2 separate regions of the Homo sapiens genome follow, and region 1 is linked to region 2. Evidence: chromatin loops called from intact Hi-C (ENCODE). Cell type or tissue: natural killer cell. All regions are shown on one strand.

Region 1 (8,000 bases), 1.3 Mb before region 2:
AAAAAATTAAAAATAGAGCAACCATACAATTCAGCAATTCAGCAACCCCACTATTGGGTATATATTAATAAGGAAATGAAATTAGTATGTCAAAGACATATCTACACTTCCATGTTTATTGCAGTATTACTCATAATAGCCAAGATATGGAAATAACCTAAGTGTCCATCTATGGATGAGTTCATAAAGAACCTGTGGTGTGTATATGTATATACATATACATATACATATACATATGCACAATGGAATATTATTCAGCCGTAAAAATGAAGGAAATTCTGCCATTTGCATCAAGAGGACGTTATACTAAGTGAAATAAGCCACACACAGAAAGACAAATACTGTATGATCTCACCTATATGTGGAATCACAAAAACTTGAATTCTACTCAGATGCAGTGGCTCACACCTGTAAGCACTTTGCAAGGCTGAGGTGGAAGGACTGCTTGAGGCTGGAAGTTCTAGTCAGCCTAGGCAACACAGTGAGACCCTGTCTCAACCAAAAAAAAAAAAAAAAAATTGCCAGATGTGGCAGCGATGCCTGGGGTCCTAGCAAGGTGGGAAGATCACGTTTGCCGAGGAGTTCTAAGCTGCAGTGAGGTATGACCATTCCATTGCACTTCAGCCTGGACAACAGAGTGAGACTCTGTCTCTAAAAGGAAAAAAAAAAAAAGTAGAACTCAAAGAAGTAGAGGGCAGAATGGTACTGCCAGGGCTGGGGGTTGTGAAGAAACCTCCAGTTATAAAATGAGTAAGTTATGGGAATCTGTCATAAAGCATGGTGACTATAGTTAATATTATATTGTTTACTTGAAATTTTCTAAGAAAGTGCATCTTAAGTGCCCTCACCTCCCCCCCCCACCCCCCCCCACCAAATAATGGTAACTATGTGTGGTGATGGATGTATTGATTGTGGTAATCATTTCACAATGTATATGTATATCAAATCATCATGAATATATATAATTTTTATTTGTCAATCATACCTCAATAAAGCTGGAAACAATTTAAAAACAGGTAAAATTAATTTTAATAATATATTTTTCTTAACCTAATTATGCAAAAATTATAATTTCAACTTATAGTCAACACAAAAATTATTAGTGAGATATTTATTTTTTTCATGCTAAATCTTGGAATCCTGCATATATTTTACACTTACAGCACATCTCAATTCAGACACTATTTTTAAATCAGAAATACTTGATCTATATTTAGATTTCAAAAAGTTTACAATTGAAAAAGTATACACATAACCCAAATTTTCCAAATAGAAGTATCTAGTAACTTGAATCAAATATCAGTTTTTAAATTAAAGTTAATTAAAATTAATAAAATTAAAATTCAGTTATTTGGTTGTACTAGCCACATTCCAATGACTCATCTGGCTATCACAGTTGGACAGCACAGTTGTAAAGTAAGTGTGTAAGTATCTTTGGGTCAAATCTCTAGCCTGGACTTAAGAAAAATTAAATCAGCAAACAGGTTGATCATGGAGTACTGATAGTACACATTATGGATTACCTTCAAATTCTTCATTGTTGGTCCATATCCACTCAGACAAGATGTAGCTGAGAGGAAATAGTGAGGGTATTTGGAAAAGATACTTCAATTAGCAAAGAGACTGAGGTTAATTGGGGAAAGCTTAGAGTTCATGATACGAAAGCAAAAGTTTGTTAATACTGATTCACCATTCTTGTCCCCATTACTGAGGTAAATAAACAGAGTCAAGTGGTGGACAGGTTCTGAACAGAACTGATAGTGTCTGGTTATGATGGGGATAGCTAGTTATCTTACTTTCTCACTGCACTCATCAAAAAAACACCACCCACCATGAACAAAATCCAAAATTATAAAATACAACTTGTATTTTTCCAAAAATTACAAGTTTCTTTTGATCTACTTTGGCAAAAGTATAGACATGCTTCTTTGACAAACATGTCTATACTTACTGACAAAGTCATAAGTAACAATCTGTAAGATCAATCTGATCATTACATTTTAAAGAGCATATTTCATAATTACTTCCTATTTTATGGGAGAGTTCCTCCAAGAATATCCAGCAAGGATGCACCATTCCTCCAGAATATTCCACCATTTATTTACCAAATCTTTTTTGTCTGTTACATTCTAGGCACTGTGTTATTCACAACAGTAAACAAGAAAAGCCCCACCCACATAAAATATGTGGGAAGTGCTGTCAGAGGAAAGGCCGTGATGAGAGCTCGCTGAAGTAGGCTTGCAGATTTAGTAAACAAAAATTTTTATTTTTTTAAATTTAGCAAATAAACATATGGATACCAAATATTCCATTGGACAGATTAAAAATTATTTGCTTTTTATCTGAACTTCAAATTTAACTGAGCGTCCTGTTTTTATCTGGCAAACCTACAGGGAAGGGAATACTTGGAAGTGGAGGGAGGGTGAATGGAGATAATTTTGGAAGCCTTCCTTTAGAAAGGAATTTCTAAAAATGAATGCTAGGCATAGCGGAGAAGCAGGGAGGAAACACAGCAATGCAAACTGACTTCCCAGTAGCCACTGTAGAGTTCAGGAACTGAAAGAAGCAAAGGGAATGGGGTAAGGAAGAAGAAATGTGGGTATAATGTCGAGAGATGAAGGTTGAGGGAAAAGTAGGTGCCTTATTTTTCAGGTTCGATAAGGAGTTTGTACTGTATCACCAGTGGTGAGATTCCACTAAAAAACTTTAAGCAGCTCATTTTGGCTACAACGTGAAGAATGAACTACAGTCCGGCAGACAGGATGTTGGGAGACCAGCTAGGAGGCTACTGATGGAATTCAGGTGAGTCCACAGAGGCCTGGACAGAGGCAGCGGGAAGAAAGGTGCACTAATCACAAACACCTGAACGTGAGACGGCAGAAAATAAGCAACTGCAAACTTGAATATAGAGGAGGACTGGGAGAGAAGAAAGCAGAAGCACATATTTGGGGAAACAGTGAAGAATGGTAAAAAAAAAAAAAAAAAAAAAAAAAAATTCAAATGTCTTCTGGGAAGTATATAGTATGATAAGGACTAAGAAGTGACTCCTAGATTTAGCCATAAGGAAGTCACCAGCGACCTTTGGCACGGGCAGCCTTAGAGGAATGGCTGAGGCCAATTAGGTCGCAGCTGGTCGAGGAGAAGGTGATGCTGGCCTAAGAACCCGACTGGAGCAGCACAAGTTTCCTACTTCTTCTTTGCCCTTTTAACAGGTGAGGGTCAAGGACAAGAGACGAGTTTGGAGATGCAGCGGCCAGTGCCCCAATCAGTTGGAACAGCGCAGCAAGCGGATCTCTAGGGGCCAATCCCTTCCTAGAGTCCACTTGACTGACAGAGCTGCGCGCCACAGACGGGGCACAGACAGGGAGGTGAATCACGAGGGGGCGGAATTCCAGGGCACTAACCCGGAACCGGTTTGGGACTTGATTCCCATTGTGAGGCCAGGCCTAGGGCGGGCTCTCAGCCAGAATGGCTACACCATTCTAACCAATGGATGAGACTCATCAAATGAGCGGCAGCCATATGAGCCATTGGGGTGGCGGGAGATGGGCGGGCCCAGTTAGTGGGCGGGGGATCAATGAAGCATCTTTTTTCCTACCCCCCTTGGGGCGACCGTGGGGAGGTGCCGCCGGGGTCGCAGGTGAGCGGTTCTATGCTGGAGGAGGCGGCCAGGGAAGCGGCGGCTCCGTGACCAGTGGGTGCCCTCGCAGTGGGTAGGGTCCCGGAGGGGTCAGCGGCAATTGGCGCAACGCTTGCTGCCGGGTTTGGTCCAAGGGCTGCGACGTAGCGGGACTGCACGCTCGGGAGAAGTGCCACGCGCGTCTGTCGCCTGACCGGGGAGGCTGGGGAGGGCCCAGGCCACGGAAACAAGACTGCAGAAGTTTCTGGGCACTCAGTCGGGACTCTCATTTAATACCCAGAGAGAGGAGATCTTCCAGGTTGCCCCGACTCCCACCGGGACTCCTACCAGCAGCAACCTCATCATTGTGGCCGAGGCAGGTGCGCGCCCCTGCTCCCCTGGGTGGCCTTCCGGGAGCCCAGTCTAACTCGATTCTTCCCAGGGGCTCTTTTTGGACGGTCCCAAAGGAGGCAGCGGGAGGGAGGTGAAAGATACTTTGATAACCGTCGACCCATAAGTATACTTGTTATGCACCTACCACGAGTTTTAGAGAAGAACATACTTTTTGGCAGGGAAGTGAATCCCCTATAAGAATATAGGGGAGGGGAAAGCCACACTTTAAAGAGAATTTGGGTAGGGTTTGATATTGTAGATTTGTGATGCTTTTCTTCTTGAACTGCTTAACTAATTTACCCTCAAATTTTTTTGATCCGGAACTTGCCGTCTGGTTTTTCTCAGACTTCTTAATTCTGACTTATCATGAAGTATCTAGGAACTTCATTCTCAAGTTTTAGTGCTTGTAAAAAGTTGCCTGGTTATATTATGCCATTGGCAGTACATCATCTTCACAAGGATTACGTAAGTGAACTACATCTCATTCCTGTTTCCAACTAGTGAAGAACGATTGTGAAATGGGATTTTAGAAAATGGCTGTTCTCTGTGATTGGGCATAGAAGGTTTGTAAGTTTTAGAGACTGCAGCTGTTGAATCCTTTCTGCTAAGAGAGCGATGACAGGCAATAGAAAAGGGATAGTGTTTGACATCTAAAATGACATATTTTCACATTTTATGAGGTGTTATATCCCCAGCACCAAAAATAGTGCCTTTCACACAGTAGGAGCTCAGTAAGTATTTTTTGAGGAAATTATTGGGGAATGAATGGATGGTAGAAAACCCAAGCTTCTGTTACTTGGATACCGGCATATAAAGGAGAGGACAGGAAGACAAACATTTCTGGAAATGGCTTTTATCCAGGTAAGCATATCTACAGAACTTCAACAACTCAAGATGCATCAATGCTGGCACTTTCTTGCACTTAATCAGAAAATATCAAGGTTTTAGAAGAAGATTTTCACACAATTAAGCCAAGACTGGGTATCTAAGGTGCATCCCAATATCAATTTCAGTCAGGTTAAAAATGTATTAAAGCCCATTTGATTAAATGAAATAGTTCATCAGTTCAGAATAGATCAGTCAGGACAACGGGATACCACTTTGTAAGTTAGAGATATGGAGTTAGGAATTGTTGGTCAAAAATAGGCCCTGCAAATAGCAACAGCTGCTGTCAAACTTTAAAAATATATTGACTCAGTGGTACTTCAAAAGGACTGCTATTTCTACCATGTACCAATACATTTACAACAATGCGATTTCTAAATTGATCTCAGATTCTAAGAGCAAAATCTTACGGTGGATATCTGCATAAATTTGGACTCTCGACAACTTCAATCATTTTTATTATATACTTATATTGGTTATATATTTATATGTTACTACAGTAACAGTTCTTCCATATTAATGGTAGCCTGCTTGAATTTCAAAAAACTTTCACAGTTATATTTGTCTCTTTCAGTTCATTTTTAGCAAATAATAGTCTTATTAAGCCAGAATTCGCTTAGTAAGATTTGCTGCTTGGCACTATCCTAATTTTCCAGCTTTAATTCCTGATACTTCTTTCTTTTATTTCTGTCCCTCATTAGTCTGTTTTATAAGACCCAAATCAAATGCTGATTCTGACTCAAAACATTCCTTGATCCCATCAAAGATTTGTCTTTCTTATGAATATCCAGAGTATTTTGTTAGTATTTCTTTATTGTAGTTTTTGTATATTTGCATTATTCATCCAGTGAAGAAATATTTGTTAATTACATTCAGATACTGTACTGGGCAATGGATAATAGCTGACATTTGTGGGCTTACTATGTCTTAGGCATGATAAACTTCTTAATCGGTTTATCTCTTTTAATCTTCAAAACATCACGAGTATTAGTCTATTATTCCCATTTATAGATGAAGAAACAAGTTTAAGAGGTTAAGTAATTCGCTGGAGATCACAGAGCTAGTTAAGTGGTGGAATTGGCATACAGCCTTAGGTAGTCTGTATTCACAACCTTCAGGTTACAGACTTCATTACAATTTGTTTATGTACTTTTTTTATGCATCTGTGTTTTACTAAGTTGCAAATTATTTGATAGCAGGAATAATATATTCGTATCTGATCTCTTATTGCTCCTAATGTAAATCAGTGGTGTAATAAAGCTGATAGTGGAAGCACATAGGGAGGACATCAGACTTAGGTGAATGGGAACAGTGAAGAGATCCTGGAACAGAAGACATTTAAACAAGAGTGCTGAAGGATGAGTAGGCATTGGCCTGACGAAAAGGCAGACACCATGGAAATGGGGAAGATGACCTGGGGAAATATATGTGTGATAGTCCAAGGTCAGGGACCATGATGGCTTGAGTTGTGCTGTTCCAGTATGGTAGCCAGTAGCCTTACATTATTGAATGTAAATATCTCAATAATTGTTTATATTGATTATATTTCAAAATAACATTTTGGATATATTGGGTTAAATAAAATACTCACTTTTACCTGTTTCTTTTTACCGTTTTAATGTGGCTACTTGGGGATTTAAAATTACATATAGGGCTCTTACATTTCTATTGGACAGCACTGATCTAGAATTTAGAGGGATTTGAAAATGACTGGTATTGTGTTTGTGTGCCACCTACATGTGAGTACATGTTTGATGAGGAAGGTGGATTGGGAAAGTAGGTTGGGAGTTGGTACTGGAGGTGATGGATAAGACCAGAAAAGGTAGATGGGAAAGTGTAAAGGTAGGGTTCAGATAGGGTTTACAATAGGAAGAGAGGAAGAGCAAGGGAAGTAAACTTACCTCTTAAGTGCAATGGAAAGCCTTGAAAGGTTTTAAACACTCAGTATATACCTATTGAATGACACAGTGTCCTAATTAATTCATCTAATAATGCATGTTCCTGATTTATACTACTAATTCAGTCATAATTTTTCCTAATGGAGATATGGATAGGGGTCTAAAGACATTCTACTTAGAAGAAAATTTGGTTCTCAAGAGAGCAGTCCTTTTCTTCTTATATCTAAATCACCTAAGCTTTCATTCATTCTTTTGATGTGTTTCCAACAAATAGGAGTGTGAATTGGTCCTACAACTAGCATATTCTTCTTGCATTTGACATAACATTCTCTTGGGCATATTTTTCCATAAATAAACCAGCTTTGTCTGTATTTTAAGTCTTTTGTGGCAGATGAGGTCTTTTCTTAATAATCTCCTAAAGGAAGTTTCTTAGGAGCTACACCATTTGCTCTCTGCCTTGCCTTTCTGTACATATTTCACCAAGTAAACTCTTAACATTGATTCTCTAGTTGGGTGGTTCTCAATCCTGGCTGCAAATGAGAAGCACTTGGAGAGCTTTTAAACTCTGAATGCCCGGCCCCATTCCAAAGATTGTTTTAATTGGTCAGAGATGGGAACTGGTTATAGGTATTTTTAAAAGCTCTTTAGGTTATTTTGATGTGCTATAGACCTACACTTTTGAGTAGATTAGCTACTAAATACATGTTCTATTGGGTTCTTGAAATGTGACTAATACAAAATGAGGTATGTTGTAACTGTAAAGTACACATTGTATTCTAATGACAGCGAAAGAAAACAATGGAAAATTTCTCATTGATAATTTTTATATTATTGCATATTGAAATAATATATTGACTATACAGCATATGGAGTGAAATAAAAGCTGTTAATATTAATCACCTTTTCATTTCATTTTTACTTCACTGGGATCACTAGGAAATTTTAAATTACGTGTGTAGATTACATTGTATTTCTATTGAACAGTGCCACTCTAGCCTAGACTGTTGCTACTCAAGATGCGGTCCGAGGACGTCATTTGTCAAAAATGTAGAATCCCAGGCCCCACCGCAGACCTGAATCAGAGTCTGCATTTTAATGGGGTTCCCAGGTGATTCATATACATGCTATAGTTTGAGAGACACAGCTCTAGCAACATCTAAAAAATGTTTTTCAATTGTATAATTTTTCTTCATTTCTTATTATTT
Region 2 (8,000 bases):
ATTTGGGAATAGGTAGTATTTGCCTAGGTGTTGAAATATAGGTATTAGTATTGTTTAGCAAGAGAGGAAGCTAGATGAAGAATGTGTGAGAACCTTCCAGGAAGAAACACCAACAAAATCACAACCAAAGACAAGGTGGCAGGAAAAGAAAATGGTATTTAGTTAACAGAGAATTGAATTGAACTGTCTAGATGAGGACAGATAGAAAGTAGTGGAGAAGGGGCTAGAAAGGTCAAGCGTTGGCTTTTTTTTTTTTTTTTTTTTTTTTGACAAGTTCCTGCTATGTTGCACAGGGTGGAGTACAGTTGCTATTCACACATGTGGTCATAGTGCACTACTTCTGGCCTCAAGTAATCCTCCTGCCACCCTCTGGAGTGGTTGGGGCTACAGGTATGCACCAATGCATCTGGCTATGGGCCTTTTTGTGGGGGAAGGAAGCAGCAATGTACTACCTGGTTAAAATGTTTGAAGAGCTTGAAGGAGATAGGTATGGATCAGGTAGAACAGTATGTTTCCTATTCTGTATTATTCTGGGGGGACAATGGCTGCAGGGGATTGGCACTAGGAATAGAAAACTGAAGAAAGAGCTAAGCTAACCAAATAGAATTATAACCTACAGGAATTATATCATGTTTTCCTTAAACTACAGGTGTTCGTCCCAATAAAAATCAATACTAATTGTTATTTTTCTATAGACCAGACATGCTTTGCAGAAACATTTCTCTATTCCACTAAGTTCTGTAAAAAATCATCACAACAAATAAAAACAAAAAGTGAATAATTGAAAGCCTTTCTCCAAGAATTAATAATACATTAACATGTGAATAAAACATGTTTCTAAAGGAAATATAATTACTTTTATTCTGAGAGAATGACTTAAAGCATTCTCTTTACCTTAAATATTTATGTTAATTTAGCTTATTATCTTACTAAAATATTTTAACAAATTACTCAATGCAGGTTATGTTAATTCTAAAGCTACAGCTGTACAATTTAAATAACTAAAAAAGTTATTGTCACTTATGCTGCTTATAAGTAGGTGTCACCATTTTTAAATGAACACTTTAATCATCATAATTGTGTTAGTAATTTTGCTACTTATTGCCTGAAGCGCTTAAGTTGAAGATAGTTAGCCATGCCTTAGGGGTCTAGTGTAGTGCTATAAAGAGGAAATTAACTGAAAGATTGATTACTAAAAAAAGTCTGGGACTTGCTTATGTATTGAACATAGCAGTAGGTCACAGATATATTTCAAATTTAACTGTCAATTTTCATTAGTTTTAGTCTTCTTTTTGGCTTATAAATTAAATATAATGGTGATGAGATATTTAAAAAATTAATGTCTTATTCAAAATATATTTAAGCTACATCATTGTGGTGCAATTTATATGAGTCCAGTATGGGGATGCTCTGAATTACTGACGCCATGATAATCACTCAGTTATGGAAGAGGGAATACTTCATTTGCCAAAATAAAAAAGGTGACTACAGGCATAATTAGAAATTATTAATTGTTTGGGATAAACAAGTAGCCTAAGGGTGACCCAAAAGCCATTAGGCAAATTTCAAAAGCAATTAGGTGAGGTTATTATTTCACTGAGGTTGTGTAGTCATAGGTGGTATTTCTTAAGGAGTGGCAAGGGATAACAAGACTCAAAATGGCCTTGAAAGAATTTGATAAGAAGGAAACTATTTGAACTGAATCCCAGGTCTTTTTAATTGGTTTCTATGACCAAAGGCCCTAAAATCTGCATTTAGGAAGTTTCTTAATTCCCTAAAACTGGTTCATAGAATCACTACACAAATGCCAGCAACTGTCATTGTTAAAGAGAATTATTTTTAAAATGTCATCTTAAGCTACTTCATTTTGGAGGGGGCAATTCAGGTGAATTTGTTGGGGTACTTTTGAATAAATAAAAATTAAAAATAAGAGACTTAATTCCCCCATTGAGATAAAGAAAGGGACTTCTTCATCCTCATTTTTATTAGAGCATTTACTTTAGAAACCTTATCATTGTAAGTACATTCTCCTCTCTTCGAAATGTACAGAAATTATTTTGAAAACTAGATAGGTCTTTTGTCAACTTTATGACTCAGGAATACCTTTCAGAGCTTGGAAGCCATCTTTTTGAAACGCTGATATGGTTTGGCTCTGTGTCCCCACCCAAATTTCACCTTGAATTGTAATCACCATAATCCCCACCTATCAAGGGCGGGACCAGGTGGAGGTAATTGGCTCATGGGGGTGGTTTTCCGCCATGCTGTTCTCATGATAATGAGTGAGTCTCAGGAGATCTGATGGTTTTATAGCATCTGGCATTTCCCCTGCTTGCACTCACTCCATCCTGCTGCCCTGTGAAGAAGGTGCCTGCTTCTCCTTTGCCTTCCACCATGATTGTATCTTTCCTGAGGCCTCCTCAGCAATGCAGAACTGTGAGCCAATTAAACCTCCTTTTTTTATAAATTACCCAGCATCAGGTATTTCTCCATAACAGCATGAGAACAGACTAATATAAATGTTAACATAAAGGAAGACAGTGCTCCTATCTCCCAGTTTCTGTGGAAGGATAATAATCTAACTTTTGTGGGCACCTTGCTCCAATTTGCAAAGCTAAAGCTATGTTCTATCATAAAGGTATATGGTTTTGATTGTTTGTTTGTCTCTCTCGATATAGCCAATATGCTAACACAGATGGTCACCCCAATTACAAGGTAAAGTTAGGATGAACTGTGTGACAAAAGGTGCTGTCAGTCCTCTTACTTGACAACTAGTTATTGTTCATCTTGAAAAATGTATGTAATGGGTTACTTGATTATATAAGGGGTAGAGATTCCTTTCTGTCTTTGCAATCTCTTAATGGATTTCCTGTGATGTGCATCATATTATGGTGTAATGCTTTTTCAATAATAAAAGTGTTCTCTTTCTCTACTGTCTTTGTGGATAATTTCTGGGTTGAGAGAATATTTTGTTTTTAATTATATTTCTTCAACACTTGCAAGCCCAAAGCCTTTTTAGTTAATGTGGATATGTGAAATACACTGGTATAAGGATGTGTCAACAGTAGTGACTATGGGAAACAGGTCACTGTTAACAGCATGAAAATTCCATTTTTTAGCACTAGCCAATATAAATAAACAAAATTTTAGCTTATAGACTGACAGTCTGCAGTACTGCTTTATGTGTAGGCTGTGTTCTTGAAAATTTCACATATATATATACACACACACATACACACACACACACATAAAAGCCCATAAATTGTTTTTAATTTAAATAAATTGGTCTTCAGATATCTTGGGGGCAGCCACTTTTGCAGTTTCATATTTTTGTAATGCCAATCCAGCAGTACCAACATTATCTCATCTGTAAATTCAGATCTCTCTACATAAAACTAACAGAAACTCATTACTTAGTATACTGTGGTGAGAAACTTCCTGCCATACCAGCTCCTCTGCCTCCATTAAGGACCATTATGACAGACACACCACACAAAAGCACCCCGTCAGCTAGACTTGTTCCTGGAAATGGCCAGCCACAGAAAATCTTCAGTCTCTAACATTGAATAAGACTTCCTGTTTTGAAATATTCTGAAAATGCCGGCTCACCTAGTTCCAGCACACCAACTAATCTCAAATATACCTGAATAAGTCTCTGCTTCCACATCCCACTTTAATGTAATGCTCACCAATTAGAGACGCTTTCAGCATTTTTTTCTTTTTTACCAGGTAAAATTTACTCTCATTTCTAACATCCTTGTACCTCTGCTGAAATGAAAGTGATGACAGATGGGTTCTCTTCCTGCACATTTATGAATAATCAGCCTGTGTTAATTTTAACTTGGGTTCAGTTTTGTATTTGACAGTGTATGATGTATATTTACTTGTTTCTATCCTACACAGTGTAAAGGCTTTCCGAGGGCAAGAGTGTATATGCTTACATTTTTACTGCCTGACACTGCCTGGCACACTAGGAGATCCAATTTATATTGACTGGACAGATTCATGTGTCTTGATAAAGCTGTTAGTTAAAAAAGAATCCTTAGTTTTAATGGTAGTGTATTTTATGGAAGTAAACAAAGACCATCTGAATGAGAACAAGCAAAGTTTATTTATTCAGAGTTTTTAATTGCAAAGGAATCAGCCATCATTGCTTGCATTTTGGCAGACTCAAAGTGCAGCAGAAAAGTAGGGAAGCTTCATAGTTGAGAAGAGGAAAGGCTTCAACTATTATTCCCTGATTGGAGGCTGTTGTTGTGGGGTGGCTAACTAGAAGTGAAGCATCGATGGAATTGGTTAGAGGTGTATAACTGGCTTTCTCTAGTTGGTCCTAAGTTGGAAGCAGGGACAAAAATTATTAAAGTTGTCAGTTATTAATCAAGGCCTGGTCATTTGGGGTCAATTGTAATAGGAGTTATTGTTTGGCTTCCTGGATTTATTATTAGAGATAACATTCTGACTTCCTACAAGTCAGATGTGTAGCAAGCTGGCATCCTGTGCTGGTAGCTGCAAATTGTGGGTTAGGGTTCTATTTTTCTATATGGTCTGGCTTTCACTCATTTGTATATTCTGTCTCTCAATTCCTTCAGTAGCATCCTAGAAAAGACTCTATTGTTAGTTCATCCTTCTTATTGAGCAGATCTATCTTCCTTATCCAGACTCTAAAAGCTTTAGGGATCCCTATTGCCTAACAAAAAAAGTCAAAATCCTTTAGCCTGGCACAATCCAGACTCAAACCATCTTCTCGGCCTTTATAGCCTGCTGTTCTCTTCCATGCATCCAGCAATGTAAGCAAACTGGAGTCCTTTCTATTGCAAAATACAACTATGCTTTCTGGCTTTTGTGCCTTCAAATCAGCTCTCTCCTTTTTTTCTGATCTCTTCTCCATCCACTTTCCATCTCTGCCAATTCCTAGCTGAGAATCCCTGAAGGCCAAGTTGAAATGTATTTTCCTTTTCTGAACATTTCATAAAACTTCACTTTAAATGCTTTTCAGAGTAAAGTACTATGTAACTATAATATGTATACATTGCTTTTATCTATGTTAGAAAAATTATCTAAACCTTGAAAATAAGAAAAAATGTGAATAGCACATTTTTTCAGTGTCCCATGAAAGCAAAACATCATTTATGGGAATGTACATGATTACCTCACTATTTACCCAAGGTCTAAGACTTAAGAAAGGGAAGTTAGACTTTTAAACTGATTTTTTAAAAATTAGACTTTAACTTGTAGACTTTTTTAGAAAGATGAAATTAATTTCTCTCTTGTACGATATACAATTCCAAAATTTTATATCCCTTTCTATGAGTTTTGTCTCTAACCTGGTGATCTCAAATAATATTACTTACAAATAATTACTTTTCAAATGTTCTTTATATCAATTAAAACTTCTTATTAGGCCCGGCGCGGTGACTCACACCTGTAATCCCAGCACCTTGGGAGGCCGAGACGGGCGGATCATGAGGTCAGGAGTTCAAGACCAGCCTGGCCAACATGGTGAAACCCCATCTCTACTAAAAATACAAAAATTAGCCAGGCATGGTGGTGTGCACCTGTAATCCCAGCTACTGGAGAGGCTGAGGCAGGAGAATCTCTTGAAGCCAGGAGGCAGAGGTTGCAGTGAGCGGAGATCACACCATTGCACTCCAGCCTGGGCAACAGAGTGAGACTGTCTCATAACAAAACAAAACAAAAACAAAAAAAACTTACTTGTTCCTTTGTTAATTAAGAACTAGAATACAATTTTTGACATGTGTACATTTTATATATTCATGAGTCATGCTTTTACCCATTTGGAAGTTATACTTTGAGATGGGTGTGTTAAAAACACTGTTAGGAGAGTGAACTATTCTGTATGGAACTAGAATGGTGGCTACATGTCCACCATTTGTCCCAACTCACAGAATGCACAACATCAAGAGTCAACCCTAATGTGAACTATGGAGTCTGGGGGATATAATGTTTCAATGTTGATTCATGGATTATAACAAATGGACCACTCTGGTGGGGGATATTGATAATGGGAAAGGCTAAGCATGCATAGGTACCAAGGTTGTATGGAAAATCCTGTGCCTTCTGCTTGATTTTATTGTAAACCTAAAACTGCTCTGGAAAAATAATTAATTAAAAGCAAAACAAAACGTAACACCTTAAGGTGTGCTTTAATTTTTTTCCATTGTTTATTTCCTTAGAGGTCTCATTCCATTGTGTTATATATAATATACGTTCAATACATGCTTGATGAATAGCCTATCCAATTTTGGTTAATAATGAATCCAAAGAAACATTTCTTTTTGAATAACCAGAATATAATCTTATATCTTTAGTGAAAATTTATGTTTTGGTTAGGTTTTTTTTTATTAGCCAAACGATATTTGGCTCATCATGTAAGTTGATTAAAATGTGTAAGTGAAATGTATGTTTACTTATATCATCAGATGACAATAAATAATTTGTATTATTAATAAAAAATGTAAAGCACACAAATAAGCCATAACCTCAATTAAAAAGTCAAACAACGCTCTTAAAGCTCCACATTATCAGGTGGCATTACTCAGTCAGAGGTATCTTTATAAACTCAAAACCTGTAATTTGGCCTACAATAGCACCTGAAATGAATTTAATTCCCTGATGTCAACACAAACAATTTCAAAGTGAAGTTTTCTATGCATGTAGAAAGTTATATATGGAAGTTCTTAAGTTACCTGACAGAAACAAATCCATGTTGTAGACAAAATGTCAGTGGGATTTAAGAAGAAAAAAAAAAAAAAAAAGAGGTTACATGAGGGACAATGAGTTATCTCAAGCTTGAAATTAACATATAATCTGCAGCAAATACATATACTTGTGAAATAGCTTTATCCAAAAGAAAATCCGTCTCGTGTAAATTTTCAGCAGTAATATATGAAAAGGATAATACATCATTCCCAGGAGGCTTTATCTAAAGAACAAAAAGCTGTTTTAACTCTCAAAAATCAATCAGTATAATTCATCATATTAATAGAATAGAAAAGATAAGCCATATGATTATCCTAATAGATGCATAAAAAGCAATTGACAAAATTCAATACTGATACCTAAGAAGAATTTTGCGTAGAGTAAGATTGGAGGGGAATTTCTTCAATCTGATAAAGGGAACCTATGAAAAACCTGCAGTTGACTGTGTACTTAATGGCAAATTATTGAACTCTTTCCCAATGAGATCAGAAACAAATCAATGATTACCATTATCACCACTTCTATTCAACATCATACTAGAAGTCTGTTTATGTAAAAAAATCTTAAACTATCTAAAAACAGCTACTAGGCCTAATAAATGGACTAAACATAGTCACTACAGATAAGGTTAATATGCCAAAACCAACTGTATTTTTATATACTAGCAGAAAACAGGAAAAAAAGTTAAAATTTTAAAATCTACGATAGCATTAGAAAACAAGTTATTTAGACTTTCTAAATTTATGAATGTTTTGGAGAATTTTATCTTAGTGATCTACATGTATGGTGTACTTTGAGCAGTATATTTTATACATGGTCTACTTTAATCTTCAAAACAACTTTATGAGGTAGGTGATGTTTTTCCTACAGCACTTGTCAAAACGACACGGCTTGAAAGAGACAGAGATAGGGTTTAACTCTGTGTTGAGAAAGTGACTCTAAGTCCATACTGTTCCTATTACACCTCAGGAAAAATTACAAAGTATTACATTAGTCCATTAATATTTTAATGAATCATTTTCCCATAGGTATCAGTAGGCTTAAAGCACCTTTGATAAAAGTTACTTTATATCAAAGTACCTTTATTCATTACAAATAAATGTTGTTATAGGCTAAGAGAGACTGATTTAGAAAAAGAGTAAAAATTTTTTTTAAATGAAAATGGTAGCAATTATTATAAAATTGCATCCAACTATTGGGGTAAAAAGATATAGATCTTCAATATGCTTAGTTTTTTAATATCTTAAAATATTAAAAATGTCCAGTCACATGGAATTAAAATG

The links. Peaks named below come from ENCODE experiments on the same cell type or tissue, not always from the same donor. Only the 100,000 strongest peaks of a DNase experiment are listed, where the experiment ranks them.
Region 1: a loop joins it to region 2, with 7 times the contacts of the local background. A loop is called at or near these places in 3 of 110 quality-filtered maps.

What each region holds. Positions count from the first base shown.
Region 1 is chr11:106,017,835-106,025,834 of GRCh38, reverse strand. MSANTD4 (Myb/SANT DNA binding domain containing 4 with coiled-coils) reads left to right here and starts at 3,595. Exons shown (of 3, transcript NM_032424.3): 1 at 3,595-4,873. RefSeq lists enhancers at 3,054-3,123, 3,954-4,073 and a silencer at 3,514-3,623. In natural killer cell, no CTCF peak of the experiment used is centred here; DNase peaks (open chromatin) are centred at 2,864 and 3,424; H3K4me3 peaks cover 1,690 bases; H3K27ac peaks cover 1,247 bases.
Region 2 is chr11:104,701,489-104,709,488 of GRCh38, reverse strand. No RefSeq gene overlaps it. Among named protein-coding and RNA genes, the nearest start is that of LINC02552, 96 kb to the right of the region's middle. RefSeq lists enhancers at 3,549-3,668, 3,679-3,808. In natural killer cell, no CTCF peak of the experiment used is centred here; DNase peaks (open chromatin) are centred at 2,938 and 3,498; H3K4me3 peaks cover 1,014 bases; H3K27ac peaks cover 3,326 bases.